Regions from separate parts of the Mus musculus genome. Here region 1 is linked to region 2. A link is a loop called in an ENCODE intact Hi-C map of the cell type or tissue named here. Cell type or tissue: left cerebral cortex. All regions are shown on one strand. Each heading gives the region's core, and the rest is flanking DNA. Links, peaks and the distances in the headings are about the cores only.

The links. Hi-C counts contacts between places; a loop is a spot of excess contacts. Peaks named below come from ENCODE experiments on the same cell type or tissue, not always from the same donor. Only the 100,000 strongest peaks of a DNase experiment are listed, where the experiment ranks them.
Region 1: it touches region 2 in a loop (5-fold over the local background); 2 of 42 quality-filtered maps call a loop at or near these places.

What each region holds. Positions count from the first base shown.
Region 1 is chrX:6,037,666-6,053,016 of GRCm38, reverse strand. It overlaps Nudt11 (nudix (nucleoside diphosphate linked moiety X)-type motif 11), which reads right to left and starts at 5,510. Exons shown (of 2, transcript NM_021431.2): 1 at 4,613-5,510. The coding sequence starts at 5,106. The region is part of intron 1 of Gm26618 (a long non-coding RNA gene); the gene reads left to right. In left cerebral cortex, for the core only: no CTCF peak of the experiment used is centred there; DNase peaks (open chromatin) are centred at 4,157, 4,608, 5,154 and 8,793; H3K4me3 peaks cover 929 bases.
Region 2 is chrX:6,084,011-6,099,361 of GRCm38, reverse strand. Gm26618 (a long non-coding RNA gene) reads left to right here and starts at 6,806. Exons shown (of 4, transcript XR_001782831.2): 1 at 6,806-7,357. In left cerebral cortex, for the core only: a CTCF peak has its summit at 6,999; DNase peaks (open chromatin) are centred at 6,536, 7,163 and 7,556; H3K4me3 peaks cover 1,297 bases; H3K27ac peaks cover 719 bases.

The DNA.
Region 1 (15,351 bases), core at 3,870-11,869, 47 kb after region 2:
AAACAAACATACATTTAACAAGTTTATATTTAAAATTCTTGCAATGGACAGACTAAGTGCACCTGTCACTTGGTGTTTAGAAAGCCCTCGCAGGCTCTAAGGCAAGTGCAATGTAGGCACATGCACACGCATGCACACAAACACCTTCCTATAAAAATTATGAAACTAGTGGTTATCAAAAGGAAAGTAACAATGAAGATACAGAAAAAAATGATAAATTCTACCTTTAAGACTAGAGATAATTCAGGCTGATAGCCACATAGTAAATAAACTGTTAACCGCTACATAGAAGTATCTTAATCTAGTTTAAAAAGAGTATCTCATTGAGAGATATTTATGCAATATCTATGTGCATTATCTACAACAACGGATTTCACAGAAAACCTGTGTGCAGGGATGATGTGGTAACTTGGATGAAATTACAATGTAAGAACTAACACCAGGGCAGTATCCTTTACCTCCTGGTCTCTCATAAAAACGTCGTGTGGCCACACTGAATTCTCATAGTTCTGCCTGCTCAAAAATGTTTAAACATGTTCAATACAGTGTAGTTCCTTGAGAGGGATACCAGGAAAATATTAAGCCTGAAGATAAAAATTCTGGCCAGGGAAAATTCCCTTCTAGATCCTATACGGCATTCTTATAGAAACCTTTGTAAATGAACCCATACTGTTCAATGATAAACCTTTTATATAAATCCTCTAAAATAAATCTGTATAAAGTAATAAATAAAGCAAATGTATTATAAAAGTAAATTTCCTATTTCTCGTTTGTTTCTTTAAAGTACAGAAAACGTTGTATGTTTCCAGTCTACATACAAACCAATATTAACATAAACCTACATTAACATGTTTCCTCTTTGTACATCTGGAAGAACAAAATATTCTATCTTGGAGTTGTGGGTGGAGCTCAGTGGCCTGCTACATGATCAGCATGCATGAGGATCTGGGGAAAAACATTCCTGGTTACCAACAGAACACTTCAAGAAATGGGAAAAACATTTCTAATTCGTGTCTACAAATCACAATTATCTGTTGGGAATATTCCTTCCTTTTCCTCAAAGATGGATGTAAAATTTGGCTGTATATTTCAGTATACATATAACTAGTATGTAAAATGAGCACTCTCACAAGGAAAAAATACCCAGTTTCTAAACAGTCTTTAGAAGACTGACTCGTAGAAATTAATATATTATCCCTGGTAACCTGTTCAAATCTGGGACTATTGACAAAACCTTAAAGATAAAAATCATTTCCTAGGAGTTTGTAATTTCTCTGACATGTCTATGTTTCATAGAACATTAAAATTTTTTCAATGATGTCGAAACTCAAGCCTAAAGAAACCAAGTAATTTTTAAAGGGGGGAAAGCCACAGTATATTTTTAGGCAAACAATTCTTAATAATGAATTATGAATACATTTTGATTATGCAAAATATATAATTTAAAAATGCAAGAAGAGGACCTGCAAGATGGCCCAGTGGGTAAGGTACTTGCTGCCAATCACTGACTACATGAGTTCTATTCCTGGGACCCACCTGGTGGAAGACACCACCACTCCCTCACATAGTTCTCTGACCTCCACAGCTATACAAGGGCATTCTCACACCCACCCAAACACATATACACACATGTATATATATGCATGAGGGCTATTTATGCATGTATGTGCACATGCATACACACACATACAAATAAAATTTAATTTTAAAGGCTGATGCATTGCTGACTAATACCAAGTACAAGGAAAGCTTTCAATGCATTTCTAAGGCTTTTATAAAAAGAAATATCCAGAAACCCAAATCCATTTTATATGCTAGATCAATGGAGAACTTAAGGTTAATTGAGATGAAATCACAGAATCTATTAGAAACTTTTTAACTAGCAAATGACATTTTGATTAGAATTAAAAATAAGTGCTTCAAATTAGTCATATAATTTTTCCTTTGATGAGAGATCAAGATATATTTTGGAAATTAGGCTTTATGTTTTAAATGTGCAAGAAATTTTTTCTTAAAGGTAAACCGCATTTCTTTAGAAAAATCCAAGGACCCCACTTTTAGAAGCTTAAAGCAGTATGAATTTTTAAATAACTCCAGCCCAATGGAGAAAAACATTTGAATACTCTGAATATTAAGTTGCACAATAAGGCAGTAAGAACCGGGATACATACAGTTCAAAACCAAAATTATCTCTGGTATTAAAAGACAGAAGAAGAATCCCAGTATTGTGATAAGGAGTTAGAAATAGAGTGTGAGTTTCTGGAGCTGGATATTGATGTACTTCATGCATTCCTGAAATACCAATTGATTCACACATTGATATGTACATGAACTAAATGAAAACCATCTTTTTATAAAGATGATGCTCAAAGTTTTAGCAGTAGTTATGTTTTAAAAATAATTGTGAGAGCAATGAACTGGGGCTCTCTTTATTAAACACCCTTCCTCGAGGCTCAGGGATCTATGGGGAAGCGAATTCAATGGAAAGATTGTAGAGTAAGAAGTGGTATATGATCCTAGGAAACAGCATCCTCTGGACACAGCAGGGTTGATGTGCACATGCGCTCATAGAGCCTGAGACAGTTAGTACAAGGCCTGCACAAATCTGAGCCACGAAAAAAATCTCAGCATGGAGAAGGGGAAGGGAGTAGAAAGTCCTAGCCCTAACCATGAAGCTCTTTGCAATAGGTACTTTCTGGGACAGAGAAAATCCTGTGTCTCTAAAGGAGTTACACTATGTCTACCAACTCAACTCCTGGGTATGTCTCGTGTTCAGGGAACAGGTGACGAGCACAAAACAGACTCCATGTTATTTTGTGTGCTTTTATCTTGCTGTGATTTGCTGTCTTTTTGTGGGTTTTGTTTGTTTCCTTGGTTTTGTTTTTAAGCAAGAAGGAACACAAATCTGAGTGTGGGTAAGGATGAGGAGTACTGGGGGCAGGGCAAAGATTATGATCAAAATACATTCTATGAATTGTTTTCTGTTTGCAAAATAAGAATAAAAAGTAAATAGCTCCAACTCAAGTGAGGTTAGTTCTTTTACACGGTTAATTCCCCAAGCACATTCATCATTCTCATCTGTGATGTTTCTTGAAAACGCTCAAATATGGAGTGATCTTTCCAGTCTTAAAACAGTCTTTAAAAAGGCTTTCTAGATACCCAAATAGACATGGCAGGGGAAGGTGATCAGAGCTTTAGAAGAGAATGTGGAATGACTTACAAGTGACTCCTTATTTGAAACAAGTATCAAGGTAAGAACAAGACCAGTAGAACAACCAAAAGATTTGTGGTAAGGAATGAAATGTTTACTCTGGGTCTATGAGATAAGTGGTTCCCATGTCTTCACAGTTGGAGAACAGCTGAGCAGCAAGAATATAAACCCATTCATGATTTGAATGGCTACAAATATGCGGTCACATTAAAGATTCCCACTCCCGTGGTAACTGACAGGGAATTTAACCTGGGACATCAGTAAATTCAAGTATAAATTACTTTCTTTCAAAATGGACATACAGGGAGAAAAACTATCATTTTTAATGAGTATCCAGAAATGTGCTGGTCATTGGAAGCTGCTGGATGCGCAGGCTAAAACAACGGAATAACCACAATTATCCTCAAAATAAGTAACTAATTAGCAATTCTCTAGAAATATCGATTCTACCAGGGGAACAGTTTGTAAATTATATAGGGCGTTTTAAGTCAGCAATAAAAAAAATCCTCAGCTGTAATTTTTTTCTTGAAAATTAAAATGGTTTTTGGTCATATGAAAAAAAAAAAAACCACGAAGTTCCTTCTCTGGGACTGTTTGATGGCATTTTGGATGCTAAAAGTACTGTCTACAAAAAGGAAACTGTGTAAAGCACCAGTTGTTCTTTTTCTTCATTTATTTTCAAACAAATCATCTGAGTCAAAGTCTACCAAGAATGGGCCACTGCCAAGAAGCAAGAGGAAAACGAGAGAGAAAGAGAGAGAGAGAGAGAGAGAGAGAGAGAGAGAGAGAGAGAGAGAAAGAAACCAGGAACCAAAAAAAGAAGTCCGCCTGACACAGTGCGCTGGCCCTTCACCAGTGGATAAAACTAAAGGTCCCTTCACTAGGAAACAAACCAGAAAAAGCCCTACAACAAAGTTGCGCACGCACACTATGCACAAACACATGTAAAGGCTGTTTAACGGGGGGAAAACCCATCCAAACAAAAACATTACAGAGCAGACTGGCGCACGAGTACACATCAATGCACAGGTGAACACACACACACACACACACACACACACACACACACAAACACGCACACCCTCCAAGAAGAGCAGAGCAAGCAGCTAAGGCACCTTTCACAAAATCCCATGCAGCTGTGGCTGACCGCAAGATTTTTACAGTGTCACCAAGAAGCGATTGGAAAAGCATCTGAAAAACGTGCAAATTGTCTGCAAACAGCGCCTGGCAACCGAGACAGTTTGCAAGCGTGATTCAGAGGTCTGCCTGCCAAGGAAACAAAAGAAGCCTCCCTCCTGCCCGTGCAGGAGGGCGCACAGGGCAGGAGAGGTGCTCCCCAGGCAAGCAGGAGGCAAGTGCGGGGAGGCGACAGGCAGGAGTCCGGGCGGGAGCGGTACATACTAGGGCTCGCTCTCTGGCGGGGACGGGGCGGCCGAGTTCCCATTAGTAGGGGAGCCGCCCAGCTTCAGTTTCTCCAGGTACTCGGCGTGCACGGGCTTGTGGCACTGCAGGACCTTGATGGCATCTTCGATCTTGAACCACTCGCGCTTCCTGCCGATGCTGACCGAGTCTTCCCAATCCTCCAGCAGCTCGGTGACGGTGAGCACGAACACGTAGGTCCGGTGCTTGCGGTCCTGGTTCTGCTCGAAGACGCCCAGCAAGCGGCCCAACTTCCCCTTGACTCCCGCCTCCTCGTACACCTCGCGCACCGCCGCGCCGTCCGGCTCCTCCTCGGGCTCCATGCCCCCTCCCGGCACGATCCAGCGGTCGGGGTAGCGGCTGCTGCTCACCAGCAGCACCTCGTCCTCGCGCTCGCTGCGGAAGCACAGGCACGCGGCGCGCTTCTTGAAGCCCTCGGGGTCGTAGGTCCGCGTCTGGTTCGGCTTGCACTTCATCCTCCCCGACGCCGCCGCCGCCGCCGCCGCCGCCTCTGAGGTCGCTTGCAGCTGCCTAGCGAGCGGGCCGCTGCCGCCGCGCAGCCGAGGAGCAAAGGCTGGCAGGGAGAGGGCCCGGCGAGGCTGGAGGAGAGGAGAGGAGAGCGGAGTGGAGCGGAGCGCAGTCTGTGCCGAGCCAGCGGAGACGAGGCGGGGGCGGGCGGGCGGGCGGGCGCGGGGGCGGGGGCGAGCCGGCGCGTCAGTCAGTCCGCGGGGCGGGCGGCACCGGCCGGGCGCGCCGAGGGTCGCGAGCCCGCCGCCTGATTGGAGGCGCCGCTTCCGCCGCCCGGAGCCGGGAGCCCAGAGCCCGCGCCTCCGCACAGCCCCGGAGTGGACCGTGCGCGGTCCCCGCCCTCCGGATCGCCGCGATCTCGCGCGCGCTCGCCCGCTCTGCCGCCGCCGCCGCCGCCGCCGCCGCTGCTGCGCCAGGGGTTGAGCGAGGTGAGGCGCGTGCGCGCGCGTGGCCGGGCCCGCGTGCGCGCGCGCGGCGGAGGGCGAGGGGCGGAGGCGCGGAGGCGGGGGTCTCCCGACTCCCGCAAAGCGCGACGCCGCCGGCCCACTGCGCAGGCGCCCCGCACCGCTGGCACTGGGAAGCTGCTTGCTGCCAGTGCTCTGGGGAGGTGCACACAACTGTGACTTGGCTGCACAGGGTCCTCACCACGTGTGGGTCTCAGCCAGACCTGGAGGCAGAGGGGGCCAGGTCCTCCCTGAGAGTCGCCTAAGCAGAGGGGTCGAGGCCCGGGCCTCACACTCAGCTCCCATCATGAACTGCACTGCCTTATTTATAGGCAGAAGGCCTGGTGTCCCCAGAATGACCAATGAGAGTCTTGCCAGAAGAATCTTTGCTGAGTCACATGCAGCTCGCCTTCTTCAACAGGTTCCCTTCTGCAGCTTGTCCACCATGTTGGTTCAGCCCTTGCCTTAAACACTTGCACATAACCCCTCTTCTCGGTTTGCACAGTTTCCAGTCAGTGAACCCCGGACTTCTTGTTAAGACCCTCCTTTCAACCTCATTGCAAGCTGTTTCTGGGGCAGCACCCACTGAAGTCTTGGATCCCATGTCAAGAGCCTCCATCCTCACACCCTGTGCCCCTTTCTGGCCTCCACACAAATGAGCAGCTAGGGATTTAGGATTTGGGTGATTCTTGAAAATAAACGTGTGTGTGTGTGTGTGTGTGTGTGTGTGTGTGTGTGTGTGTGTGTCGGTGTGTGTGTCGGTGTGTGTGTCGGTGTGTATGTGTGTGTGTGTACCTCTGAACAGGTGATTCTTGCAAGTGTGTGTGCACCTATTTGTGTACATGTGTGTGTGGACATTGACCTCTGAATAGGTGTAGGTCCAAGGTGGGCAAAGGTATCTCCCTCCACTGCTTCCATTACTCTCCCACCAGTATGACTTCAGAGACAGGTTTTCTAAGATGTGTCTGTACTAGACCAGAAAGCACCAGGAATTCGTAGTGTGTTTTCTAGTCTCTCTAGCGCTGGGATTGCAGCCTGGCTTTTAAGCCAGTGGTGGGCATCAGACTCAGAGCTGATGCTTGAGCCTCAAACACTTTAAGCAGTGAGCCATTGCCCTGGCCCAGCGCTTTGCATCTGGGGATTGCAAAGGTCCTTGTACTTTGCCCACATGACCTCTTGCTGGGAAGCAGGATGCCAGGGTCTAAAGTAAACACAAAATTTTCACCACAGCAAGTTCTTTTCTCTGAGCTTTCTCTCCTTGTAAAACTCTGAGGGCCCAAAAGTCTCCCCCAGCACCTCTTTGGCAAGCCTGCGCTAACTTGAAACCACCTTGCCCTGGGTACAGTAATTTTGGCTGTTTTTGCAGAGATGCAGTCTGCTGTGGTTTAGCTTGATGATATTCACAGCTGTCTTCGTGGGGGAAAGAGTTCACTTTGGTAAGGATTACTGATGTCATGGAAAGATAATTTCCATTTTCATGTACTCCTGTGCAGTATAGTCTCTTTTGTAGTTTTTTAAATTGTTTTTTTACATTCCAAATGTTGCCCCCCTTCCTAGTGCCCCCTCCAAAGAATTCTTCACCCCCTTCCCCCACCCCTTTGCCTCTGAGAAAATACTCACCCACGCACCACACCTCCCCCCGCCCCCCACCCTCCTTCCCTGGGGCATCAAGTCTCTACAGGATCAGGCTCATCCTCTCCCACTGAGCTAAGACAAGGTAGTCCTCTCCTAGATATGTGCTGGGGCCGTGGACCAGGCTGTGTGTGCTCTTTCGTTGGTGACTTAGGCTCTGGGAGCTCCCAGGGGTCCAGGTTAGTTGACACTGTTGTTCTTCCTATGGGGTTGCCATCCCTTTCAGCTCCTTCAATCCTTTCTCTAACTCGTCCATAGGGGTCAACAACTTGGTCCAATGGTTGGGTATAAGTATCTGCATCTGTCTCAGTCAGCTCCTGCTAGAGCCTCTTAGAGGAGAGCCATGCTAGGCTCCTGTGTGCAAGCATTATAGTGCCAAACATAGCATCAGTAATAGTGGAGGAATTTGGTGACCGCCCATGGGATGAAACACAAGTTGGGCTGGTCACTGAACATCCTTTCCTCCAGTCTCTGCTCCATTTTTGTCCATGCATTTGTTTTAGTCAGGAACAATTTTGGGTCAAAAAATTTGAAGGTGGGCTGGTGACCCCATTCCTCCACCGGGTCCTGAGGACATACTGGAAGTGGACTCTTCAGGTTCCATTGCCCCACTGTTGGGCATTTCAACTAAGATCACCCCGTTGAGTCGTCATGGGACCATTTTACATCCCAGGTCTCTGGGACTTTCTAGAGAGTCCCGCCACCTCCCACCCCAGCAGCTGATATTTCCAGTACTTCTCCTGGCCCTCTGGGCTTCTCTCTTTCCCCCCCCCACCAACCCCCACCACTCACCTGATCCTGACCCCCTTTCCCCTCTCCCTCCCTCCCAGCTACCTCCTTCCCTCTGCCACCTGTGGTTAATTTGTTCCCCCTTCTAAATGGGATTGAAGCACCCTCACTTGGACCTTCCTTACTGTTAAACTTCATACAGACAGTGGGCTGAATCATGGGTATTCTGTACATTTTGGCTGATATCCACTTACCAGTGACTGAATACCATGCATGTCCTTTTAGATTTGGGTTACCTCATTCAGGATGATATTTTCCAGTTCCATTCATTTGCTTGCAAATTTCATGATATCCTCCTTTTTAATAGGTGAATAGTATTCCATTGTGTAAATGAACCACAATGTCTATATCCATTCTTTGGTTGAGCGGCATCTGGATTGTTTCCAGCATCTGACTATTATGAATAAGGCTGCTATGAAGATAGTAGAGCAGGCTTCTTTGTGGTATGATAGAGCATCTTTGGGTATATGCCCAGGAGTGGTATAGCTGGGTCTTCAGGTAGAATTATTTCCAATTTTCTTAGTCAAGAACAGATTGATTTCAGAGTGGTTGGTAGTACCAGTTTGCAATCCACTGGCAATGGAGGAGTGTTCCTTTTTCTCCACATACTCTTAGCAATTCTGACTGGTGTGAGGTAGAATCTCAGATCGTTTTGATTTGCATTTCCCTCATTACTAAGGATGTTGAACATTTCTTTAAGCGCTTCTTGGCCGTCTGAATTTGCTTGTTAAGAACTCTTTGTTTTGACTGAAGGAAAGGCCATCCAGAGATTGCCCCACCTAGGGAATCCATCCCACATATAGTTACCAAACTCAGACACTAGTGTGGATGCCAAGAAGTGCTTGCTGACAGGAGCCTGATATAGCTGTCTCCTGAGAGGCTCTGCCAGTGCCTAACAAATACAGAAGTGGATGCTCACAGCCATCCATTTGACTGAGCACAGGGTCCTCATTGGAGGAGTTAGAGAAAGGACTGAAGGAGCTGAAGGGATGTGTAGCCCCATAGGAAGAAAAACAATATGAACCAGCCAGTACCCCCGGAGCTACCACGGACTAAACCACCAACAAAGAATACACATGGAGGGGCCCATGGCTGCAGATGCATATGTAGCAGAGAATGGACTAGTCAGGCATCAATGGGAGGAGAGGCACTTGGTCCTGAGAAGGCTTGATGCCCCAGTGTAGGGAAATGCCAGGACAGGGAAGCAGGAGAGGGTAGGTTGGTGAGCAGGGGATTGGGGATGGGATAGGGGGGTTTTTAGGGGAAACGATGAAAGAGGATAACATTTGAAATATAAATAAAGAAAATATCATATATATATATGTATTATTGCCAAATTTAATAAGAAAAAGAATTCTGTTTTCCTCTGTACCCCATTTTCCCATTTTTCAATTAGGTTATTTGGTCTTATGAAGTCTAAATTCTTGAGTTCTTTACTTATTTTGGATATTAGCCCCCCCCCCACTAGATATAAGGTTAGTAAAGATCTTTTCCCAATCTGTAGGTTGCAATTTCGACCTATTGACAGTGTCCTTTACCTTACAGAAGTTTTTCAGTTTCATGAGGTCCCATTTATCAATCATTGATCTTAGAGCCTGAGCCATTGGTGCTCTGTTTAGAAAATTTTCTACTGTGCCAATGCATTCAAGCTTATCCCCTAATTACTCTTTTGTCTGGTTCAGTATATCTGGTTTCATGTTGAGGTCTTTGATCTACTTGGACTTGATCTTTGTACAAGGTGGTGTATATATAGATCAATTTCCATTCTTCTACCAGAAGGATATAGTGTGCCAACCACCAGGATTTACCAAAGGAGGCAGAGGCAGGAAAATCATGAGTTCAAGGCCAATCGGGGCTAAACATCTATATTCATTCATTCTCATTCTCTCTCTCTCTCTCTCTCTCTCTCTCTCTCTCTCTCTCTCTCTCATTATTATTCTTTAATCTCTTTTTACAGTCTAGGTGTTATGCCCCTCCCAGTCAACCTTCTGACAGTTCCTAATCCCATTCCTCCTCCCCCATCTCCAAGAGGATGTCCTCCCAACTCCACAAAACCTCCCCTCTCCCTAGGGCCTCAAGTATTTCAAGGATTAGGCTCTTCAATTGTGATAAAAACTGCATGGTACTGGTATAGGTACAGACAAGTAGACCAGTGGAATAGAATTGAAGACCCAGAAATGAACCCACACACCTATGGTCACTTGATCTTTGACAAGAGTGCTAAAACCATCCAGTGGAAAAAAGACAGCGTTTTCAACAAATGGTGCTGGCACAACTGGTGGTTATCATGTAGAAGAATGTGAATTAATCCATTCTTATCTCCTTGTACTAAGGTCAAGTCTACATGGATCAAGGAACTCCACATAAAACCAGAGACACTGTTACTTATAGAGGATAAAGTAGGGGAAAGCCTCGAAGATATGGGCACAGGGGGAAAATTCCTGAACAGAAGAGCAATGGCTTCTTTCTACCTCTGAGCCAACAAGGTCCCTGAAACCTAGTGTCTACCAAGGACTGGAAGGAAAGACATCCACGGAAAGAAACATTGGCAACAAAGTTCCATGGATCCCAAAGGATCATTGTGATCTTTCTTCTTGAGTCTGTAAATTGCCTAAATTAAGGTTGTTTAACCCTGGTGAAGTTCTCTTCCTGCTCGTGTGTGTGTGTGTGTGTGTGTGTGTGTGTGTGTGTGTGTGTGTGTGTTATTTGTCACTAGGGAAGATAGGATTGTTTGCCTTTCACCAAACATCCATATTCTACTCTCACTTTCCCTCAGGGATGGCAGTGGATTTATAGTGGATCGCCAGTAGGTAATTCAGCAAATGCTCCCCCAGGGATGCAATGACTGGAAGACTTAAGACCCCAGCATTCCTTATGTGGATTCCCATTGTATTACAGTCTATATTCAGAGACTCTTCTGTGCCTTTATGAATGATGTGATATTTTGTAGACTGGAAACAATTTCTAGTATTAAACAAACTGAGCGAAAAGCCACATTTTACCAACAAACATCATGAACCTGAGACTAATCTTTAGACACAGTACTCATCATCCATGCTGCAATAGGCATTGCATTTATCTTCTTCTGTACAATCTTTTAAAAATCCCTTTGAAGCAGAGAGCATCCATTGCATATGGGCAAGGATAACATTAAGATTCACAGCTATGCAGCTTTTCAGTATCTAGTAGTTGTTACATAGGCACATGAGATCAAATTCTAGGGTTCATAGAATGGACTGCCCAGCTCAGGAAGTCTCCTTGAGCTTCCCCCCAGCTCCTGTCTCTGTGCCTTCCCTTGTTCTGGCTGCTTGGCTCCTCAGCTCACTCAGGAATTCCAGTCCTTAGCTTCTCAGAATCCCCTTGAATTAAACATTATCACAAACACCATCGTTCAAAGGCTACCAAAGTCTACACTGATTCCCACTGTCTTACAGAAAGAGGACAATCCCCCGAACAGTTAAAGAGATGAAATACTTGCTCTATACATCTTGAGCAAGAAGCTATATCAGCATAGATAGTTTACCAAAAGGTATGTTTTATTATGCTGAAAGTCACAATGCAAGACTCATAGTATACATTCTAAGTTTGGTCCTAAGCCTTTTTTCCCAAGGCTCCTCAGCTGCATGATGTATCTTAGCTGAAGGTCAGGTCCAGTCTCTAAGAGCACTCTTTGATTTGAGGGTCAGGAGCCTGGGGGAGACTCTCCAGCAACAGGAGAGCTGAAGGTGGCATCTCTGCGGATGTGCACAGTTGAGCATGACTCTTGGTCTTAGCTTATATACTGTTCAGTTAATATCATCGAGTTCTAGGACTGTATTTGGTTCATTGAGTTATGACTCTGGTTTCTGCTTATCAGGTACAGCCTTGAGTGTAGCAAGATTCCAGACTAACGTATTTTTCATCTCAAAAATGCATTTTCGTTTGCTGTACTCATTAAAGTGTCCTACCTGCATTTGAGGGGCACAGGTCCTTGTTTCAAGGTTGGTGTCTGTGTCCCACATAAGATCAGGGTATCTTCTCTTCCCCAAAACTCACACAAGTGCCATCAGCATATTCCCTATTTATCAGTCACCCTGCTGCCAAGGCCTGGGTACAATGAACCCTCCAGCACCCTCAGAAGCCACCAGGCTTGTGATTGCCAGGAGCTGTTTCACAAGATTGAAAGTTCATTTGATAACCAAGATGTTAAGATAGATAATGTCAGAGGTTAAAACATATGGGGACCTGTTTCTTGTGAGGCTATGCCAGTGCCTGACAAATACAGAAATGGATGCTCACAGTCATCTATAAGATGGAACACAGAAGCTAGAGAAAGCACCCAAGGAGCTGAAGGTGTCTGCATCCCTATAGGTGGAACAACAATATGAACTAACCAGTACCCCCAGAGCTCATGTCTCTAGCTGCATATGTAGCAGAAGATGGCCTAGTCAGCCATCACTGGGAGGAGAGACTCCTTTCTATTGCAAACTTTATATGCAAAAGTACAGGGGAATGCCAGGACAGTGGGTGTCGGTGGGTAGGGGAGCAGGGCAGGGGGTGGGGGGAGGGTAGAGTGAACTTTCGGGATAGCATTTGAAATGTAGATAAAGAAATTATCTAAGAAAATCTGAAGGTCTTTTTAAAAAAAACATATGGGGAAATGTATCTCTCTTAATTCCTCAGAAAGTTTCGTGTAGCAGCAACAACAGTAACCTGCTCTGGAGCGCTCTGTCCTACATTCCAAAGGCAGCTTGATCCAGCATTGTCTTCTGGGAATTTCAGAGTGGATGGAGAAACAGCACTTAAATGGCCTCCTCTCTATCTTTTGGGTTATTTTAAACACTGGAAAAGGCATGGTCACGGGTCTTATTCTCACTTTTCCAAAATACCATAACTACTAGGGAGAGAGGTCATAAACCATCCTGTACTTCCACCAAAGGTTTTAGTGGTCAGCCACCATCCCTGAAGGACACACTGATTTTAGGACTTCAAGAGCCATTCTATTCTTTATGGGTTCCTAATTTTATAGGAAACCACCTTCCTTTCAGTTCCTCATATTAATTTGTTTAACTGTTTTTTTTTATTATTATTTCCAGGATGGGAACATATGTCCTAGCTTACGTGTGGGAATCAGATAGTAACTATTGGATGGATCCAAGGGATCAAACTCAGGGGATCAGACTTGGTGGCCTTTAGCACGGAGCCAGCTCCCCAGCCCGTTTTCCTTCTAATTGTGGCATGAGAAGCTGCACAGTTCTTTATTTGTGGTCTGACCATGGGCCAGATGTTTTTCACATTTCACTGACAACTTTGTAGGATCCCTGTGGTCTCCATTCCATGTTCCTAGATTATTAAATGAAAGCTATGGAGATTGCTAGGAGCACATCCTTCTAACCGCAGAGCTTGAAGTCCCAGGGCTGGGACTAAGGTGAGGACTCTGACAATCCATTGCATAGACTTTTCATCAAATCTGTACAATCCGTTCTTCTTTCTCAGACTAATACAACATGGTTGGGTTGGGGGAGGGGTCATGTGTATATCATTTTGTATGGAGAACAGAAGATAACCTCTTGCTTACCCTCGGATGTTATACACATTTTATTTTATTTTATTTTATTTTATTTTATTTTATTTTATTTTATTTTATTTATCTTACCTTACTTTTTGAAACTGGGTGTCTTATTGGTCTGGAACTTGTATGTAAACATGGATGTTCCCAAATCTCCTTCTCCCTGGCATGCATTGAGACCACAACTGTGTTCCTGTAGACATGGCTTTTTTTTTTTTCAACAAAACTTACAGGGATTGAACTCGTATCCTTATAGTTGCATGCCAAGCACTTTATTGACTAAGGTACCATCCTGGCTCCACAGAATTCCATACTGATATTGGAAACAAGCTCGTCTGTGCTTGCATGCCATGGATATAATCTTTTGATTTCCAAACCAGTTGAAACAATGGGCTATGAGACATATTTGTTCATTTTGACTCAGACAATGTACATTTTTCCTTTAAGCTGCTATATTCATAAAAACATGAGGTTGATATACTAGAAAAGAAATATATGAGTACATATGTTGACTACAGCATGGAAAATTGGACTTCTGCTTATAGTGTACTAAAGGCTGCAGGTATACCAGATGCCTGTGCCCATGGACCTCTGCCCCAGACTTCTCAGTCCTCCAACTCCCACTGACTGCCTGTGCCCATGGACCTCTGCCCCAGACTTCTCAGTCCTCCAACTCCTATTGACTTCCTATTGAGTTTGCATGGCAGATGATGTCACCTATGATTTGTACATGAGCATGTTGGATATTATGTTTCAGTATGAAGTATGTTGATTTTCCAGACCTGCTGGGAAAGCCTACCATGTTTCATGTAGAGTGCTTGATAGAGAAGATGCCAAGGTCCTAGTCCATAACCAGTTTGTAGTAGAAGAAACAAAGAGAAGGGAAAGCCTGATTCGTAAATGTACACAAATACCTTGGCCATTCCAAGAGGATAAAGAAAGAGAAAACACAGAAAAGCAAGGAACTCAGAGTAGGAGGAGAAGCAGTGGGTCTCTCTGAATGTGAATCAGCATGCCGGCAGTAGAGAATCCTATGATTTTGGTAGTCATAGGCTTGACTCCATACTACTCCACACTGTTGTAGCTGTTAATGTAACCTATTTCAGAAGTTTGTATGTGAGTTCTGTATGGGCATCATGCGCATCATTTCCTGCTGTGCTGACCCCACTCATCCTTTCAGCCCCCTCTCAAATGCCTGTCTTCCTCTTCCTGCTCTTCTTCTATTATGATTATTATCTGCTGTATATACATACATGCTCACATGTATACATCCATCCATCTCTCCATACCTATTTTATACAAATGCAGATTGGTGAATCTGTTTGGTATTGCTTAGAGGTGTATGTCTTTAGAGTAGACCACCAGGAGTTACATGACCTACCAGGTGTCCTCAGGTGGACAGAAGACTTAGTCTTCATCTCTCAGCAATGGTTATACTGCTGAAGTTCTTCCCTGTAGCTCTTCATTTAGGGGTAGCATTTGTGAGACTGCCTACAGCCATGTTGGCTGGACAAGTGACAGGGTCATTGTGCTGGCCCCTTTTCAGGTAATCATATTGTTAAGGCTACATTGGACCAGCTCCCCTGTCATATGCAGTAGGCTGTGCCTCCCAGAAGACAGAGTAGTCCTCCGGCTCTTATGGTCTTTCCCGACTTTCCTCTGCAGTGTGCCCTGAGTCTTCATTTGAGAGTTGCATTCTAGATGGCTTAATTATGGCTGTGTCTATCACAGTCATTTGTTCTCTGCTTTTTGAAGAGTTGTGAATTTCTGAATGGTCTCCC
Region 2 (15,351 bases), core at 3,159-11,158:
GTAAGAAAAAACCCAAAACTATTACATCAAAGTTGGATAGGACATACCAACAAAAGGAAAGCAGCCCAAGAGAAGGCACAAGAATCAGAGACCCACTAATTCATAAACTCAGGAATCTCATAAAAACACTAAACTGGAAGCCACAACATACACACAGAGGACCTGTTCCAGACCCCAGAGGTCCTGTGTATGTTGTCTCCACATGAGCTTTGCTCATATTGATTTAGAGGACTTTGCTTTCTTGGTGTCCTCCATTCTTTCTGGCTCTTATACTCTTTTTCTTTCTTTTTTTTTAATTCTCCATTTTTTTTATTACGTATTTTCCTCAATGACATTTCCAATGCTATCCCAAAAGTTCCCCATACCCTCCCCCCCACTTCCCTACCCACCCATTCTCATTTTTTTGGCCCTGTCGTTCCCCTGTACTGGGGCATATAAAGTTTGTGTGTCCAATGGGCCTCTCTTTCCAGTGATGGCCGACTAGTTACAGAGACTCTTATACTCTTAAATCAAGGCAATTGTCAATCCACACATTCTTTGATTTGAGTCTGTACTATCAGCTTCATAGCTTAGGGTCCTGGATAAAAACCTTTCTGAGCCTCTCCACACAGCATGTACCAAGTTGTTTCACAGGGTCAGACGGCCTGGTTCCCATAAACTTCATAACTAACCTTCAGTGTATCCATGGCAAATGCCTGACCCGTTTGTACTTCGATGTCCTCATCTGGAAGATAAGTTTAGTAGTAATTCTTCCCTGACATAAAATTTTGTTATGATTAAATGGGGCAAAATTTAAGGCTATATATGAAAAACCTAAACCAGGGGAAATCTGAATGTAATTCCTCTAAAGTAGGAAATAAGATTAGTTATCCAGTCTTTCTAATTGTGGGTTGGTTCTTTTTGTTGTTGTTGTTGTTTTTGTTTGTTTGTTTTTGTTTTTGTTTGTTTGTTTGTTTGTTTTTTTGACAGAGTTTCTCTGTATGATCTTGGGTGTCCTGGAATTTGCTCTGTAAACCAGGTTGGCCTAGAACTCAAAGAGATCAATCTGCCTCTGTGTCAGGTGAGTGCCACTACTGCCCAGCTCACTCTTTACAACGTTATCCATGTAAGCAGCAGGTGAAATTATCAGTATGTCCCAGGGATATGAAGAAATAGAAATAAAAAGAATACAAAGGAACAATGAAACAAAGACTGTTTCCTATATTTAAAAGCCTTTGAAAAACACGCCTAAACTGAATTGACTCTGATAAAGACTTTCAGCAAAGTAGCAAGGTACAAACTGAACACAGAATATTTGGTAGCTCCTCTACATACCAATAATGAACTTGCCGAGAAAGGGATTCTTAGAGAAGAAAGGGAGAGAAGATGGGGGAGGGTTGAGGGAGGAGGAAAGTGGGACGGCAGCAGTGAGTGGGATGTAAAGTGAATAACTAAACAACAACAACAGAATCACAATATCTTCAAAAATAGCTGTGAATAGGCTGTCTAGCTGTGCAGGCCTCAGAATTTGCTTAGATTCCTTAAGCTATGGGACTGGCTATAGACAAATGTGTCATGCCCCCCACCCCCAAACTCACTGTCAAACACTAAAAGTAGTCCAGAGAGCTGTGTATTGAGATCTCTTGAATGACTGTCAGTGAAGTACAGCATTGGGAATGAGAAAGACAAGTGTCCCCACCGGGCCCGTGCCTCTTGATTATATGATGGCCTGAATCTTGGAACCACTGACAAGGAAGAGTTTCAGCACCTGAATCTGTGGGTGGCTTGGAGTTTTGTTTTGTTTTTTTTTTCTTTGTTTAAGAAGATGAATTAGAGTCGAGATTTCAGACAAACACTAGACAAATTTCCCTTCCTTTTGGAAGTGTATTACAAATCCACTGACAGCCTGAAAAGTATGGAGTCAGAGAGCAAGATCAAGAGAAATAGTTGGGTAGCAAATATTAAGGACAGGCATCATGTTCAGTTTCTCATCTCAGCATCCTGAAACCTTTAACTGTGGACTCTAGAACTTCCTATTTGACATAAGTGAGACTTCAGACTTGGGCAGCTTGCCTGTGATTCCCCACCCACTATGCAAACCTACAGTTTGTGGCTCCCCTATATTTATGGCCTAGGATGAATATTTTGCAAATCAACATATATGGAGGAATAGGACTATATCCTGTATAAATTTTTTCTTAGTACTTTTACTTCTGAAAGAATAGAAAGACCAAATTATTAATATCAGATATAATGAAAAGTTCTTCAAACATATAACAGTGACTTTTAGCTAACTCATACTTTAAAAAAAATAAAAAGGACTGTCTTCCAAAGGAAAAAAACAGATAATTTTTGTAGTCCATATTTGATGTGTGGGGATTAAATGCTTTTAAATTCTATATACACTCCATGGGGGGGGATTAAAAGAGAAACCATTCCTTCTAGGTTGTAAGGTACCTTAAAAAGGTCTTTCAGAAGTACCCATCTCTTATAACAAGGCTATTTTGATTTTCTTTGTGGTACTAGGAATTCAATTTAGAGCCTTGCTCTGTGACAGGCAGGCTCCCTGCCACTTAAGAACATTTACAAAGAAATACCATTACAATTTTCATTTAAAAATTCAACTTAACCTGGTAGAATACATGCTTGTAATCTTACTACCTAGGAGGTAGAAGATCAAGAGCTGAAGGTCAGTATAGACAATATAGCAGATTTAATTACGCCTGGGTTGCACAAGTCCCTGCTGTAAAAACAACATCAACAGCAACGACCCAGGTTCCTTACTAGCATTAGCCTTGTTAGCCATGGTGTTCATGCTAATATTATCAACCATGGTCACCGTGTCTTCAACCAGTAGATGGTCAAACTTAAAAGAATAAAAGAAGGAAGGAAGTTTACTAGAAAACTTGAAAAGAATCAAACTTACTTCCTCAGCAGAGACAAACAAGCTGGAGTCATTGAAAGTTCTTTTTCTGCCTTTGGTCCTAAAAAAGAATCCTGTGTAGATCATTCAATTCTAAACCTGATGATTGTAAAAAAAATATAAATCAACATGATTTTATCCAGTAAATACTTGACCAAAGAACAGTGTCAGTTCTCTTTAACTTCTGAAAGGTAGTAGGCATTTAAATTAATAAAACTTAGAAATGAGTGCACAGGATTTATTTAAAAACTGGCATATTGGAAGAATTTTTCAGTTGTCAGAAGTGTGTGTTTGTTTTTATTCAGATTTGATCACTGATAAGTTTATCCTTGCAAGAAACAGAGCAGTATCAGACTTAAAATTCCAAAGTTGATATGGATGGAGATTGCAATACTCAAAGCAAAATGTAAGTCTATAATTCAAGGGTCTTATTCTTTGGTCTTAAAATAGTTAGCTGACTGAAGTAATGTTTATTATGTTATTACTGAACTTTTGTTTAAACTATTGAAAATAAAATATCTATTTAAAAATCTCCATGAATAAATCTAATCCAGGATGTGAGAGACCTATATAAAGAAGAGTTTAAAACAAAGTACAAAGAAATTGAATATGATGCTAGAAGGTGGAAGATTTTCCAATGTGCCAAAGGATAGTCTATTTAATTCATATTGCTTGAAAAACTTGATATGCACATTTAGAAGAAACTAAGTCCCTGACCTTCAGCCTAAACAAAAGTCAACTTAATATACATGAAAACTCTTAATGTAAGGCCAATAACTTTGAAACTAATGTTGGAAAACATTGGAAATCCTTCAAAAGATTGGAATTGGCAAAGACTTTATGACCAGTTTTCTAATGGCTCAGGAAAATACCAAAAATTAATTAATTAATAAATACACCATTTAATTAATTAATTAATTAATTAAGACATTTCATTTATACATCAAATTAAAAAGCTTCCACACATTCCTGGAATGAGAAATGTCCATTGGAGTTGTTGATCAAAGTAGTTCAAGAGACTCCCCAAACTTTTATAGGTTATTGTTTTTGCCCTTGGTTGCTTCCCAAAGGTTGAAGGTGAGTCTCTACTGCCAAAGAGCTCAAACTTTGGACCTAAAACTCAGACGAATAGAGTTGGATCTAACTTGAAAGCTCTCTTTTTGTGGCATAACTATCATAGTACTAGAAGATACTATGCAAGATGCCAAGAAAAGGAAGCAGTCAGTAGCCCCATCCATTTGTGATGTCCATGAACCACAACAATGACCAACAGAGCAAGACATCTCTAAAGGTGCAATATTGGTATGATTAGTGTTAAGATACATTTCACAGGAGGAAAATCATGCCTAGTACTATAAACCTAGCCAACTACTCAAAGCTGTGAAGTCATGGATCATATTTAACACACACACACACACACACAAAATCAAACTACTCCCACTATTTTACTAGACAAACATAATTCCTAACTTCATTCAGAAACTTATCTTTATACCAACCAATAGTGTAATTCTCACCTTCACATCAAAACTTCTTTTTGCAGCAAAAAGAAAACCATTACAGAAAACCACAACTATTCATACTGTAGAGACCAGTTTGGGAGAGCAGAGGAAGCCTGCCCCTCCCCCAGATACATCTACAACACAACACAACATTTGTACCTAAGGCCCACATAGTAACATAGCAGAAAGGGAAATGAAAATATTCTAAGAGCCAGAGACCAAAAACCAAAAACCAAAAACCAAAAACCAAAACCCTTCTGTGAGACTGAGTTGTGTAGAAATGAAAGCAAAGCTATACCTTGCTAGCTGAACAGATGGCTGCCTGAATGATGACAATACCAATACACATGCTGACAAGGAAGGGTGAAATTTCAAGGGGTCCTACTCCTAGACAAAATCTACACGCAAATAATGATTGCTAAGAGAATGAGAATTAGTTTCTCACAGGGGTGAGCTCCCTAATTGGTTATCCAGCACAAAGTACTAAAATGATATCAGAAGCAACACCACATAGAATTAGCAGGTTGTATGTATGTGTGTATTTATGTAAGTATGCATGTATGTAAAACAAGAAAAAGAGGAAATGAATTTGAGAGGGCGGGGAGCATAGGAGATGTTGGAGGGAGGGGAACATGGAAGACCTTGCAGAGAGTAAAAGAATGGAAGAAGTGATGTAATTAGATTCTAATTAAAATTAAACAAATGTGAATATAAAAAATACTCAATATTTAATGCCTTGTGTAAAAATAAATAAGTACACTTGTTTAAAAATACCTTTTCACAGATAAGGAAATAACAGAATGAAAAGGTATTTTATAGAATGGGAGAAAATTTTTGTCAGCTGTTCAACGGAGAATGGATTAATATCTGGAATATATTAAAAACTATAAAAACAAATTAACAAATATCCCTAAAGAAATGAATGACACAATGGGAAAATGGACAGATGAACTCTATACAAATAAAATATAGTTATTAATATGTATATGCATAAAACTATGTGAACCAGCTATCTTACAATAGAAACATCTGCCTATCCATGTTTTCTATACAATTATTCATATGGGTCAAGTTATGGAACCAGTCTATGTGGTCACCGATGAATGAATGGACAAAATATGACTTATAGTGCATTACTATTTAGCCATACAGAAAATGAATTCATATCTTTGCAGGAAAATGGATGGAATTTTAGATAATCATATTCAGTGGTATAAGCCACACTCAGAAATAGTTTCTCCCAATTACAGAACCTATATTAAAAAGAAAAGGCGTGACAGTAGAACGGGGTTTATTTGGAAAGAAGTCAGCCAATGTGGGAAGGCAGAAAATATGAGAGGATTACAGGGAATGAATATCATTAAAATATGTTATATTACACATAAATCTCACAATAAAAGTCACATTTTATATAATTAATACATTCTAAAATATGTTTGGAAGAAGAAAAACCAACTTGTTATCATTAAATGTCGAAATGACAGAATTAAGAATGTAAACCTCAAAACTGAAATTCTTGGTTACAAAGAAGTCCCCACACTAACAAGGAATCAGTTCTCTAGGGTCTTTCTTCTGCTTTGTTTTTTCTTTGATTTGTTTTGCAGTCTATACCTGCTCTGTCTTAGCCTGAAGGCTTTTGGAGGTGTGGGAGGTGCATCTACTTTGCATTTGCACTAGACTAATTAAATTTAAATTCTTCACCTTAACTGAGGGGAAACACTTGAGGAAAAGATTCTACTTAAGTTAGCTTTTCTTCACCCAGCATCCAGAACATTTCCTAAATTTTAGCATATAAGAAAACTAAAAGTAAATCCAAATGAAATGTTTTAAGATTACCAAACCTTAGTGAAAGTATTTCAGAATACATGAAATAAATCCAGTTCCTTTTGTATTAAATATTTCAAATATATTTTCGTATTTATTCTCTGCTATATTGAAATAGAATAGTATTTTTCTCCTTTTCCATATTCATTTATATATAATCATATACATATACAATTATTCAGAACTAAAGGCACAGGTTTTTGATACCAACACAAAAGCTTATCAGGACGGAAATTTAGGAAAAGGGGGGTGGTGGTGGTGGCTTCAGATACACTGCAGATACACGTCGTTGCACTAGCCACTGTCACTTTAACAGTAAGAAAAACACCTTGGCCTCTTTTGCAACAAGTGACTGGTCTTTGCACTTCCAAGAAGCAAAGAAGTAAGCTAGTAAGTTGTTAAGACTTGAGCTTCCCATTCTTTGTCCTCTCAACAGGGTCAAGACTCTTAACTTTGGCTTTTATGGCCAGAGGGGTTGCGGGTGGGGGTGGGGACAGAGTGAGGCAGAATAAAGAACACAGCCACAACCACAACCAAAACCAAACGGCACAGCCAAGGGAGAATCGCAGCTTTCTCCCCGCCCCCTACCCCCAGCTACCTTGAATCTGGCCCCACAAGAGCACAGCAGCCTGGGGTCCATGGTGAGATCTGGAGTCTTTTGGAAGCTGCTGAGGCAAAGCCCCTTTGCAGAGGGGGAAAAAAAAAAAAAAAAAAGATCAGGGGCGCGGATGCACAGCTCCTTGCGCCGCCTGCCTTTACCAATGACCTAGCCCGTGCACGCAGCGCAAGCGCTGGGAGGCGCTCGGGCAGCGCCGGGCCTAGGCCCTAAAGGCTCCTAAGCCAAGCTCCTGCGGAAAGCTCCGTGTCCAGGGTTGTAGAGTGGCGCTGCGACTGAGGCTCGGCGCAGAGTTGGGGGCTGTGCCCCTGCAGCCTCCCCAGTGCAGGATTATAGCTGCGGATTCTGCAGAAAGGGGCAGCGCCTGCGCCTGCACTTCGCAGCCTCCGCCCTCCTTGCTCCACTTGGCGAGGGGAGCATCACTGCTCACAAGCTAGCTTCCGCAGCAGGTGCACTTGGTCTGATTCCCTTTACTGCTCTGCGCTGCCTGGACCACAAGACATTTTCCTGAAGGTAAAGTCCACAGACAAGTGGCCTCACTCTCCCGCTCATCCACTTTTGTCTTGCGATTCCGCACATTCAGTATTTGTATGGTCAGTGTTTTGTCTTTTGAAGTGGTTTACCCTTGCAAACTCAGTTCTTTGATGCGTTTTTTTGTTTGTTTGTTTGTTTTTGTTTTAAAAAAGCCGTTTGTCACGTTTGTCCGTCGTCTCCTAAGAAGGCAGCGCTTGTGTGCTTGCGTGCGCGTGCGTAGATTTTCAACTTCTTTACTCGAAGGAGCTGAAATCAGAAGTGGCCATTTTTGCAGTATGGTACAGTCAGTATAAGTCTGTGGTTTAAAAATGCACAATAAAGAGCTGAGAAGCAGGGTGTGAGGAGTTTAAAGGAGTTGCAGAGATTGTGAGAAGGTTGTAAATTTAGAAGCAAATGATTTTTATTTAAACACTTGTTCCTCTTTAGTTTTTAAAATCATGTAAGTAATTTTGAAAAAGAAAAGTATTGCGATTTCAGTAGAAATAATCTGCAAAAGTTTCACACAGAAAATATGTACAAATAATAATATCATGGGCAGGTTATGTCAGAAACATAGAGTGAAATCTTTCCTTTCCATAAAGTCAAAGTTTGATGGATAACAATTAAATTTACAACTATGTCAACTTCATTGGGTTTGGTTTACTAAGTACTTATGATTTCAATCTATAGTTGTGGGCATATTCTCAGATCACATGATACAATTCACACAATGAAATTGTGCATGTATATGTATATCTACATATATAAATGTGTGTATATGTGTTAACAGGATGGTTAAGAAAAGGTTAAAGGGCTTACAGAGTCCAAAGGAGGCAATATTGAAGGTATACACAGTGAGCTTTATTAATAAAAGGTATGGAAAAGTGTCTTTAGGTGCTAGGTACAAAATTTTCGGAACAAATGACATGATAGTGTATTGTTGTAGGCACGGAATTGTCAGATTCCAGTGGCAGGCCTGTTTGAATGCCAGTTAGAAATGGGTTGTATGTCAATTTCAGGAGAAATTGAGCTTCAGCTAGAGGCTTGGTCCTTTGCTATGGCAGTTTTCCTGGCTGGAACCCACGACCAGTGACCAAGTGATAGGTCAGTGTATGTGCCATAATCTTGCCTTGGGGTTTTTCCTTCTTCTATAGACAAGGTGGATGACTTACATTATTTGTCGGTCATGTGTGTTTGATAAGGCCTGTAGCCTGGTGTTGTTCATATGGTTTTGCGATACCTGTCTGTCCATGTTTCCATGATTTGATTTAATAAGTTCACAGGTGGTTGTAGCTTACTTGTGTGCAAATAAGTTATTTATCAGACTGTACCTTATAATTTGTAAATATTGTTTACTTGCATAAAGGAGAAAAAGAGTCATCCTGCTTTGACATTTGAACTCAAAGTTGAGGAAACTATTGTGTTATAAAGTAAAATGCCCCAGGGCAAGGTACAGCTTGGAAGTTATTGTTCAATATAATTGGGAGTGACTTAGCGCAGGGTACCATTGCTTTCCACAACTCAGGGTACTCTTTAAACAATTAAATACATGTTTCAATATATGCAGTTAACACCTTTCATTTGCTGATGTTAATCAGTATTTGGAAGTTGAGCTTTACTCTAATCTTGTCATATTTGCACGTTAATTGACTTAGTAATGTGGAAATTATGTCTTGCTAAATTTGGAGAAAACAATGCAAAGAAATGAACTGCACTACTTTTCCCAAGGGGGGGGGGGCGGAAACAGGGCTGAAAAGACTGTTACTTGTTGAAAGTCAGATGTTAAATAAGAGTTAGAATTAAGAGTCTTCTAAGCCCATCTGTTGAGCTCTAAATTATGCACTCTCTACTTGTCTCCCACTGCATGTTTTTAGGTAGCCACATCTTTATCAGAAAATGGTGTTACTGTTTCACTAAGATTAGAAATCTAAACTACTGGTGATAATTGAAGGAGAATTGAATACAATCATCCACATCTTTTAGGAGAATCATCCATGAGTAAAATAATGATTTGGAAATTAGAAGTGGAAATTTAAATTTCCAAATTTATATAATAATTAGTCTAAACAAACAATCTTTTCAGTTCGTACACACACTTGTGCACACACACACACACACACACACACACACAGAGAGAGAGAGAGAGAGAGAGAGAGAGAGAGAGAGAGAGAGATCTCCATGGATTAATCTGATTTATTAACATGGGTTTTCTGTTTTGTAAAACTGAGTGAAATTCAACAGTAGGTATAACTCTGCCATATCCTAGTCTTTTTCTAGTCATGTGAACATAGTATAATATTAGGAAATAAATTAATTTATTCATTGTAGCTATAATTTGAAGGGGAGCATATGATTAATATTTAATGGTTTAACCAGATTGTTAAATTTTCTGAATTAGTAGTTCTCGTATTCTTGGTCTGTCTTCTACCACCATAATACACAATTTTGTGTCTGAAATTCTCAGGAGCAAATGTTTCAAATACTTTATTCTGTGTTAATTATGTAAGATCCACAACAAAGTCAGAAATGATACTTCTGAATCTAACAAAACAGTAATTCTGCAATGAAACATAAATATCATTTTTATAGATTCATGTCAATTGAGGTCAAGGTTTATGTAGAAATGATTCATGAAATGTTTGCTTTTCAAAGCATCTTTGATTTTAGATGTGCCTAGTATTAGGTTCCAAGTCTTAAGTATATTTTTGTCAATTCTTCTTGTCTTTCATAGTTTATTTTTCTGGTACCTTTTTGCGTTCATTTAAGGATAACATTAAAATAGGGGAATGAAAAAAATAAAATAGGGGAATGTATAATTATAAGGCTCAAGTTAATGACATTTTACAAAACTGAATATATGCATGTAATAACCACCTAAGCAATGATTTAAAATACTTTTGACAACTCAGGAAACCATGTTATTTCTTTATTAGTTATTACTCATAAAAGTGAACATCTATTATGACCTATGCTAGTATAAATTTGTTTTGGCTGGTTTTGTACTATAGACAAATTTTTATGTGTGGTTTAATTTGCTCACTACTAATGTTTTGAGATCTGTCCATTTTGTTACATGTAAAGATATTTTATACCACAGTTTGTGCATTAAATTTTTGATGAATATTTAATTGCCACTTGTGACTATTTCCAACAATGCCACTGTGAAGACTATACATGTCTGTCGTATATAGACTTTGTGTGGTGAGCAGAATTCTACAACTGTCCTGTGTGACCCTTGTCTTTGTTGTCATCTCCTATTGAGCACAATCTTTGTATAGGCTAAGAGGTCTCTCTTGTGATTATGTTAGGCTTATGGTGAAAAAGGGAGATTTTGCAAATGTAAATAAAGTCACAAACCAGTTGCCTTTACAGGAAGGATATAATTTGAGTGGGGGCAAAACTAATCAAGTGAAATCTTAACCTAGCCAGTGCAGGCACTTAAAAAGGTGGGCAAAGCTTTAGAACTAGGGTGGAGAAAAGGCTGGAGGCTTTTATGGAGATAATAGAGAAAGCCTAAATCATCTTGGAAAATCCCTCAATTGTCTTGGGCAGAAAGTTGACATTAGCTTTGTATCTTTGAGCTCTTTCCTGCCCTCCCATTCATTCTCATATTAAACCACAATTCTTATAGATAATATGTCATCGTTGTGTGCTATAATATTAGGAAAGGTAACCTTTCATTTTAGTATCACTCATGCACAATTCATGAAGCTCTATATTCCAGAAGTTGTACTGGATAGATGATAAGCAGGACTCAGATATGTGTGGTGCAATTTGGATGAGTTTTGGAATAGAAGTGATAGTGTAAGAGAATGTTGGATGGTGTAGACAGCTTTTATATGTGGAGCAACCTGGATTCTGGGATCCTGAAGACAGATTGATAGGGAGAATTCCAAGATGGCCCCTAAGGATCTTGTGCCACCCTCTCTTGTCAAATAAGAAGAGTCTGTGATATATAATATGATGAGAAATTTTATGTGTGAGAAAGGAGATTTTCCACAAATATATCTAGGTTCCATCAGTGGTCATTCATTTAAGGAGGTTATTCTGAGTAGACCAGGACTAAGAAGGTGAGATTTTAAATTGAACTGTGCTCATCATGAAAGACTGTATCTATAGGAAGGAATATGGAGGGGAGGTGTTGTGGGAAGGAACTGCATGAGGTCTCTAGGATATATGACTAGAACAAATTCTGTCCCCAAACTCATTAAATTTAGAAATGAGTTCCTTCTCATAGAAGTGACACTTGGGTGACTGATTCCACCCTGTCACTGCATAGACAACCCATCATGGCCAGTATAGATCTTTGAACCTTCAGTACTGTGAACTAATAAGTGGCCACTGTATTAAGTCATTCCATTTGTGGCTGTTACATAAAAGAACAAACACACATTGAATCACTGGGTTATAGAAAATGCATAAGTTCTACTTAAATACATACTGCCAAACAGTTTTTCAAGTTGAGGCACCAGCTTACATCCTCAAAAGTCCTTTATAGCCTCTTTCACTCTTGAGGATGGCAGATTTTTTGTTTTCCAATTTGTAGCAAAAGTTCGGAGCAGAATTTTATTTATAAGTCCACTGAACATCATATCTTGTGAATTACCTATTGAAATTATTGTGCTAATGTTTAATTGCATTCTTCTTGACTTGTTGTTTATGGTGTGTGCTTAGTCAATGGTTTCCTTAATTATTAATGATTTTGTGTCCTATATAATGTTTCAGATATAAGCTTCATATTGTGGAATTGATTTTTTTTGTATGACTCTTGTTAGATACCACATTTATGTCTATGGCTTCATGACCAATTAGTCCAGCCCTGATTACATTCGTTTTTGCCTGCCGTTCCATCCTAGGCATTGCTCTGCTGGTTTTGCTGTGGGTTGATCCCTTAGGTGTGCCTTGTTTGTGAATTCTTTATTCTTTGTTGCTCAATGTTTTTATGTGAATTTATTCCTATAAAAATAAACTATTTGTATACACAAATAACAGTAAAAGTTTCCCAAATTTCTTATTCTGAATGACTTTGCCTGATATTGAATTTCTGTTAAAAATTTACATTTTATAATCAGTTTCCCAATTTCCACTGACAAATAATCCCTTGCCATTTTCATTGTGTGTCATTCCTTTGTGCTTTGTATATAATTCTGGTGAGAATTTTGCTTTAAATTCTATAATATCATTTTACTTATTATCAGCTAATTAAACTGTGGATGATGGGCAGCTCCATATTGAGTTGTTTAACTGAATTGTGGGGGGTCTGGAAAATTTTGGCAGCATAAAGTACTCCACATTAACAAAAAATTCAATATCAAGTGCATAATGAGTGTGATAGGTGTTTGGGACAGAGTTCACCTGCCTCAAACTGCATTTTGGACTTGGTTCAAAACACAGCAGGCATGTACTTTTGCATCACATAGTGGTCTTACTGGTACCTGGAACACATCAGCTCAGACTGGTGCTCCTTATGGATTACAGTACTATAATGACAAAAAGTTTTTTTTTTTTTTGCTCTTACAGAACCATTATGGTTTAATTATTTAAAAGGTTAAACGTTTAATATTTTATAATTATGTCTCAGTGTATCTAATATTAGCTTCTCTTTAGATTATTTAGTTAGAATGTTTGATTTTTTAAATTACCTTTGAGTTTCATAAAATGAACTTGGAATTTCATAAAATGAACTTGGCTTATTTAGTTTAGAATGTTTGATTTTTAAAATTACCTTTTGAGTTCGGCTTGAATTTCATAAGATGTACTTAGAACTTTATAAAATATACTTGTATGATTTAGTTACGATGTCTGACTTTTAAAATTATCTTTTGAGTTTCTGACTTGAAATTCATAAAATGTACTTGGAATTTGCTTAGAATTGCAACAGAATTTCTAATAATTTCTCAAATAGCCCTAAACCTACTCCAAACATTTTCAATTATTACAAATTTATGCTTCATTTTTATATAAAGCAGTATTCTAGTCATTGACAATTAGAAAGTATTGATAAACTCTGAAAATATTTGAAGATGTTCTATGTTCTGAAATATCAAATATTCAGTGAAGATTTGATTCTTTATGCAAAAATAAAGAGGGCCATCCATCCTGTTAGTATGAAAGTTTACAATCATCGTTAGTAAATGACATGATTTTATGTAATTAGAGAACTATTTAAAAATAAATTTATGATTTATTATTAGCGGGAATCGTGAACAGAAAAAGTTTGAAGAAGCTCTGTTCTAACCCACAGTTAGCCATGCTGCACCTTGGATTAATGGCGGTTTGCTTTAATCTCTTTCAAGAATGATACAGTGATTTCTGTCCAAGAATCTTGTGAGATTTTATTATTTTGTGCTTGATATTTTCTCGTGGTACAGGAAATGGCATTTTAATTTTTTCTTTACATCATTTCTGATCTTAGTATAGAGAAATATAATTCAGTTTTATAATATTGATTTTATAGGTCATGACTATATTAAACTAATTTATTCTAATATTTGATATGTGCAGGCTTTACATTTTTTACAAATACTTTTTCTTTTAAAGTTGGATAATCTTGTTCCAAAAAAACCTGATAAATGTATGTTGTAGGCAGTATTCTACTGCTGTGAAGAGACACCATGACCACAAGAATTCTTTTAAAGGAAAGCATTTATTTGGGGCTTGTATATAATTTCAGAGATTTAGTCCATTGTTAGATTGGTGGCAAGCATGCAGGCAGATGTACTGATGCAGAAGTAGCTAAGAGTTCTACATCTGGATCCCCAGGCAGCAAGAAGAAAGAGACACTAGGCCTCACTAAAAGCCCACCCACCGTCAGAGACACACTTCTAAAAAGGACCAGGCAACAAGCCCACAGGCAGCACCTGCACCTGCACGTGCGTGTGTGTGAGTGTGAGTGTATGTGTGTGTGTGTGTGCATTGTCTGCTATTTTAAAATCTGTATTAAATGATTCCAGGACCCAACCAGTCCTATTTTGATTTACTATTTTAATATTTCACTTGACACTATATTTCCCTCATTTTTCAGATGCAGTATTTTTCTTTCATGTATTAGGTGCTTTCTGCTCCATTCTGGTTTTGTCCATTATATTCAATTGTCCAGATCAGAAGGTCTGAGTATGCCTTTCCTTCCCCATTTCATTCTAGTGTGTACCCAGTTTCAATTTCATCGCATTCTGCGCTCTGTTTCAAATCCATTTGCCATTCCACCTTATTAGACACACTAAACAGCATTCTATTCTATTTTTGTGTCCAAGTCCAGTTGCTAATCCATTCTTTTAAGTGTCCCATTTGTTTCTGCTAAAATTATAAATGTGCATAGGCTTATACCAGGAATTTCTTCCTCAGGATTTATTCACAATAAAGACATATTTGAGTTTATAAGCAATCTTTAGTGAGTATGGTGATGTATATCTCACACTGATATGAAAAAATAGAGAGAGCATACATATTGGTCAGTATAAAAATTTTGAAAACATGTTTCCTCCCTAAATACTTCATTGTTGAACAGGGTCTCATGCAGCCCAGGGTGATCTTCAAATTGAAATCCTCCTCTCACCCTTCCCTAGAACAACAATCACCGGTGTGAGATATCGCACCCAGATCTTTGTCATCATGTATTCATTGACATGGAAAATGTATTTTCTGGATACCCCCAAACAATTTACAAACAATACTTATGCATGAATAATTCTATTTTCATAAAACTAAGAAATATGTATAAATGTCCAGTCTACAAAGATATAATTGATCTTTCCCAGTATTAGATTGTAGGCATGAGAAAATTTAGGTGCTGGTTTTGGTACATTTATTTTTCTGTTTCGGGTTACGAAAAACAATAGTCCTGGTGTAGTAATTTAAAATGTGTATAAATATTAAACTTTAAAATCCGTGTGGAGAAAAAAAAAAACTAGAAGAGGAGCTCAAGTCAGTTAATTCATCAACTGAATCTTAGGCGGTCTGACCTGTACCTTGGTGCAAGACAAAGAAAAGCATCT